Linked DNA regions of Homo sapiens: region 1 is linked to region 2. A link is an interaction called in ENCODE POLR2A ChIA-PET data of the cell type or tissue named here. Cell type or tissue: PC-9. All regions are shown on one strand. Links, peaks and the distances in the headings refer to the core of each region. The heading gives the core; the rest is flanking DNA. Region 1 overlaps LOC105373456 (a long non-coding RNA gene). Region 2 overlaps NT5C1B-RDH14 (NT5C1B-RDH14 readthrough).

What was found. Peaks named below come from ENCODE experiments on the same cell type or tissue, not always from the same donor. Only the 100,000 strongest peaks of a DNase experiment are listed, where the experiment ranks them.
Region 1: POLR2A ChIA-PET joins it to region 2 with 15 read pairs; 2 of 35 experiments call an interaction of 5 or more read pairs at or near these places.

What each region holds. Positions count from the first base shown.
Region 1 is chr2:18,629,003-18,631,925 of GRCh38, forward strand. The region is part of intron 2 of LOC105373456 (a long non-coding RNA gene); the gene reads left to right. Among named protein-coding and RNA genes, the nearest start is that of NT5C1B-RDH14, 41 kb to the left of the region's middle. In PC-9, for the core only: no CTCF peak of the experiment used is centred there; DNase peaks (open chromatin) are centred at 1,289 and 2,159; H3K27ac peaks cover 338 bases.
Region 2 is chr2:18,575,426-18,578,348 of GRCh38, forward strand. It overlaps NT5C1B-RDH14 (NT5C1B-RDH14 readthrough), which reads right to left. Exons shown (of 11, transcript NM_001199104.2): 8 at 1,348-1,470; 9 at 759-943. NT5C1B (5'-nucleotidase, cytosolic IB) reads right to left here. Exons shown (of 9, transcript NM_033253.4): 7 at 1,348-1,470; 8 at 759-943. All of the region lies in intron 2 of LOC105373456 (a long non-coding RNA gene), which reads left to right. Among named protein-coding and RNA genes, the nearest start is that of NT5C1B, 13 kb to the right of the region's middle. In PC-9, for the core only: no CTCF peak of the experiment used is centred there; no DNase peak of the experiment used is centred there.

The sequences.
Region 1 (2,923 bases), core at 161-2,660, 54 kb after region 2:
CCACTCAGAGGTACATGGGGATGGGGATACATAGGAACAGTCTCAGTTCTCTCCCACCTCACTGAAATCATAGAAAGTGGATAGAGACTCCTTTGGTGGATCACTAGAATTATACAGTTGTTTCATTGAGAATACTTAGATATCATTCATTCCAAAACTATTCATTTATAGATAAACAGTCTTCTAGGGAGGCTGATGATTACATTGGCTTTGGAGTTTGAAAATTGGAAGTTATCAAATGTTTAAAATGGAATTAATTTCAATTTGAAAATAAATGACTAGATTGCTTTTAATTTTTATAAATAACAATATTTTTAGGATTCAAACACAATCATACATTATATAAACCTACATATATATATATGTGTGTATATATATAGCCTACTATGCCTGGGCACATTTAACCCTCCCTATCTCCCTATGTGTTGTGTGCTATTAGTATTCCCATTTTGCAGATGATTTAACTGAAGAAAAAAGGTTATGAAACTTCCCTGAGAATAGAAAATAATAAATCTGTGGAGCTGGGTTTGAACTCAGGTATTTCTGCTTCTAGAAGAAGACCCACGTTCTAATTTTTTTAATATGTATCCACTAATGATTTATTCTTCATTTATTTTATCATATATTTTTTATTTTTCCATAAGTTTTTGGGGTACAGGTGGTATTTGGTTACATGAGTAAGTTCTTTAGTGGTGATTTGTGAGATTTTGGTGCACCCATCACCGAAGCAGTATACACTGAACCATATCTGTAGTCTTTTATCCCTTGCCCCCCTCCAATTCTTCCCTACAAGTTCCCAAAATCCATTGTATCATTCTCATGCCTTTGCATCCTCATAACTTAGCTCCCACATATCATTGCGAACATACAGTGTTTGGTTTTCCATTCCTGAGTTACTTCACTTAGAATAATAGTCTCCAGTCTCATACAGGTCACTGCAAATGCTGTTAATTCATTCCTTTTTATGGCTGCGTAGTATAATTTGAAAAGCTATTTTTTCTCCTTCAGGTCTAATGACAACATAGTGAAACAACAACTGGACCTTAGCAGGATTGATATTTAAATACAGAATTGCTGAAATATAAATGCAAAATCTGAATGTTAGTCTGTTTTGGGCAATGACAATGTACAGCTGTTAAATGTACAGCAAGATTTTTCTAGGCAACCCCTATTTTCTGGAACAGCTGGAACAGCCCCACTGATACCTGATTTATAGTTCAAGGAAATAAGTTTTGAAGGCTATGATTTGGCCACCTGCATCTAAATCTGTGTGATAATGAGTCACATCATGGATGCAATTCAGAGGTATTTGAAGAATTCATCTGTGACTTCTTGGCTGAGAGTTTCTCCAGAAGAGTACCAGGGAAAATTGCATGTTTTCCTCTACTTGGCTGATATCAGTACTTCTGAGATTAAGAAATTGTGAAAATCTAAGGATGGGAAGGTAAGTAAACAATGTCTGGACACAGGATGGTCCAAATTTGCATGATTACTATTTTTTTTTTCTAGAAAGAAGTAGAGTTACAGAATTGAATGAACTGAGAACAAATCTAAAGTCCTACCATAACCTTTGAGGGCCTCCTGATCTCACTCTGACTAGATTTTGACCTCTTTTCGGCCTCTCTCCCCAGTCTCCCTCCCCACTTTCTAACTGCACAGGCCCCTTGCTCTTATTCTCCTGCTCAGGCTTTGGCCATCCTTCCCTCTGTCCTATGGTCTCTGCCCCAGCAGGTCCACATGACTCACCCCCCACACTTCCTTCAGCTCTCTGTTCAAGTGTCACCCAGTTAGAGCAGACTTCCCTGACCACCATCCATAGGACTGGCACCCCACCCTAAGTCCCTCATTGTGCTTTTTTGTGCTTCATAGCCCTGTTATCATCTGACTTTTATCTTGTGCTTTGTTGTCTATTTCTGCAACTAAAGAGCAAGCTTAATGAGAACAGGGGCATTCTGTTTTGTTGTTCACTGATGTTGAATCTCCATACTAGAAAAGTGCCCAGGGACCTAATAAATATCTGTTGAAAGAATGAGTCAATGATGAAAGGAGAGCAATGTGAATGCATAGTATTTCCTTTTAGACTTGTTGAGGCTCTGTTGAGAACTTGAAGAGTGACCACTGGGTAGCCACAGCTGTCTTCACCAATCTCATGAAGTCACACTCTTTGCTGACCATACTGTGCCAGAGGGCTTGGCATGCTATTGTTCTTCTGAGTGGAGGACTTCAGGTTGTTTGTCTTAGTTCTGATTGTGCAAGGGAAATGAGCCTTTAAAAGACCTGGTGCCATCATATTTATCAGGGTGCTTTGGAGTCCTTACTCATTCACTCATTGATTTACCAAACATTTATGGAGCACTTACTGTGCTTCAAATGCTTAAGGGTCAGAGATGAATGTCTTGGGTTCCCTGCTTCCAAGGAATTGTCTAAGGTCTATCGAAGGAGGCAAGTGAAGAGAAAGTCACAATTCTGGATGATTAGCACTCTGTAAGGACAGGAAGTTGTGGAGCCTACAGGAGGTGTACCCAACCCAGCTTACAGGGAGTAGTGTGAAAGAACAGGCTTCCCAACAAGATAGAAAAACTTTGAAGGAAACTAAAGATTATTTAGGTGGAGGTGGTGGAAATCTTTCCAGAAAGAGAAAACAGGGTGTAAAACATCCAAGAGCTGAGAGAACTTGGCACAACTAAAACTGAAGTAGACTATTCTGCCTAGATAATAAAATACTCCAGATAGGAGAAGGAAGAGATGAAACTGGAGAAATAGTGCTTAATGCTGCAAGGAAAAATTAAGCTTATCAAAAGCAAATTCCAGAACTGCATGTATCTAGGCCTCTAGGTGGGTTTCCCAAGGAACCTTCAAGGGAACTGATTGGTTTGGCTGTGTCCCCACCCAAATCTCATCTTGAATTGTAGCTCCCATAATC
Region 2 (2,923 bases), core at 216-2,715:
AATATTTAAGTTTAACTTAAGTTCAGGAAGAACTGAGAAAAAGAACAATTAAATTTCTTGGGAAAATTGATAGAATAAAATTAAAAGACCTATCAGTTTAGATTCAGATTAAGTGACATTTTGATTTCAGATTTCCTTTTGTTCAAAAGTTATAGGTTCTGTTCATTTTCGACCTTGATTTTAACACTTCAGTTCATGGATGGATTGAAAGGTACTCAACAGCACTAATCCAAAACAATCTAAATATTTAGTTTCAGTTTGATTACATATTCATAATTTGCACTTGTTTGAGGATCATTATTTGATTCAAGTTCTTAGTTGTGCATATTTTCTCAATTAAGCGATGCCTTTCTTGAGTTTGAAGTCAAGGACAGAGATTCAACAAATGCTTACTCTAATCTATTGGAAATGACCCTACTATTTTGAGAATTTATTATGTAGAAATGGCTTATTGATAAGCAGTATTTCCTGTTACTCCCAATTGGGAGAGGGCAGACTTCTTATCATGGGAAGATCATGCAAGTATTTCCAAAAGGATAGATAAAATAATGTGAAAATTAAAAATAAAGTTGTCAGCAGTGAATGCATCAAAGTGAGCCATTCATGAAAGAAAGAGAGAAAGCTCCAAAGATAAGACAGTAAGAAGGAGTGCCCTGCCTAGAATAACTTAAACATTCATCAGAATGGACCAATATTGATATTTATATATTAGAAAATAAATAAGTACATAAAAATTAATTAGCACTCATTGAACCTACCTGAGCAAGAGGCTTACTTTCACATAATGTATCATACTGGAAGAATTTGTCGAGCCCATGCTCCTTGGTAAAATGTTCAGACTCATCAGAGAAGAGGACAGCATCCCCATCAAAGGCTACACGGAGCTGAGTGTCACAGTAAGCCATGTCTTTGGCTCCATCAAACATTGTCGCAGAGGCAATACCTGATAGATCATGGAGACTGATTAATACTCTTCTCAGGTCCATGAGTTATAGTTTCTACCATTAAAAAAAACAAATTCTCCCAGACCTTATGTTTTCTCTCTAGCTATTACCTGATGGCTCAACTCCTCTTCACAACCACAGACCTCAGAACAGTTGTCTATGCACTGCCTCTGTTTCTATAGGGATGGAACATGTGAAATGGATTGTAGGACAATTACTGAGGATGTCCATTTCCAGGAAAGTCAAAGCTCTAAAGGACAGACTTAAGTGTTGCCCCATGTGGAAAAACTTCAGAAGAATATCCAACAAGACCATAAGCCTCATAATCATATGCGAAACTTAATGTAAGTCACCATTAGTGTAAACCTCTTTATTAACTAGAGGAATAAAATCAGACTAATACCTTCTTGTATTGCCTCTTGCACTTTTTCAGAATCTGCAGCAATATACAAGTTGGTAAGATATGCCTTCAAATAGCCAATGGGGTCTTTTCCCCCGGTCAGACAGAAGCGGTCAATCAGTAAGCCTATTATCAGGCAAGAAAGACTTTGTTATGACAGAGATTAAAGACAAAATGCCGTAAATCCAAGTAAAAGTTACCTTAGAGATAACTGAGTTTATTTGTAAATTCAACTGGCTTTATTTGTGAACCTAAAGGAAAGTTACCTTAGAAATAAACTTTAAAAATCATCTTATGGTACCAATATTTAAAATTCCTCAACTATTTTATGTAATAGTGGTTGTATTTGGTACATTACAGTTTATGGGCATAGTATATTCACATAGATCATGCCATTTTATTCTCACAAACATACTGAAGGTATTATTATCTTCATTACAGGAAAGGAAAGTTAGACATAAAGACTTATCTAACACACTGATTTAGATGCATAGAGCAGACTTGAGCCCAAGTGTTTGACTCTTGTCTGGGCTAGAACAGGGTACTTTTTCTTGAACTACAGCCTCCTCACTAACTGTAAAGGTCTATTAAGATGTGGCTCTCGAGATCGCGCCACTGCACTCCAGCCTGGTGAAAGAGCAAGACTCTGTCTCAAAAAAAAAAAAAAAAAAAAAAAGGCTCTATCTCAAAACCATACAATTACATGGAAAGTAAACAACCAACCTGCTCCTGAATGACTTTTGGGTAAACAATGAAATTAAGGCAGAAATCAAGAAATTATTTGAAGCTAATGATAATAAAGATACAACATACCAGAATCTCTGGGACATAGCTAAAACACTGTTAAGAGGGGAGTTTATAGCACGAAACACCTTCATTGAAAGTTAGAAAGATCACAAATTAACAACATAACATCACACCTAGAGAAACTAGAAAAAAAAAAGAAAGAAAAAAACTAACCTTAGAGCTAACAGAAGAAATAACCATAATCAGAGCTGAACTGAATGAAATTGAGATGGGAAAAAATATACAAAAGATCAAAAAACCAAAAGTTTGTTATTTGAAAGAACAAATAAGATTGATAGACTGCTAGCTAGACTAACAAAGAAAAACAGAGAGAAAAATCCAAATAAACACAATCAGAAATGACACAAGTGACATTACTACCAACCCCACAGAAATAGTAAAACAAAACAAAAACCCCTCAGAGATTGTTACAGACACCTCTATGCATAGAAACTAGAAAACCTAGAAGAAATAGATAAATTCCTAGAAAAATATAACCTCCCAAGATTGAACCAGGAAGAAACTGAAACCCTGAACTGACCAATAACAAGTTTCTAAATTGAATCAGTAATAAAAAGCCTATCAACCATAAACAGCCCTGGACCAGATGGATCCTCAGCCAAATTTTACCAGACATATAAGAAGAACTGGTATGAATCCTACTGAAACTATTGTAAAAATTATGGAGGAGAGACTCCTCCCTGACTCATTTTATTAGGTCAACATAACTCTGATACCAAAACCTGGCAGAGACACAGAAAAAAGAAAACTTCAGGCCAATATCCCTGATGAA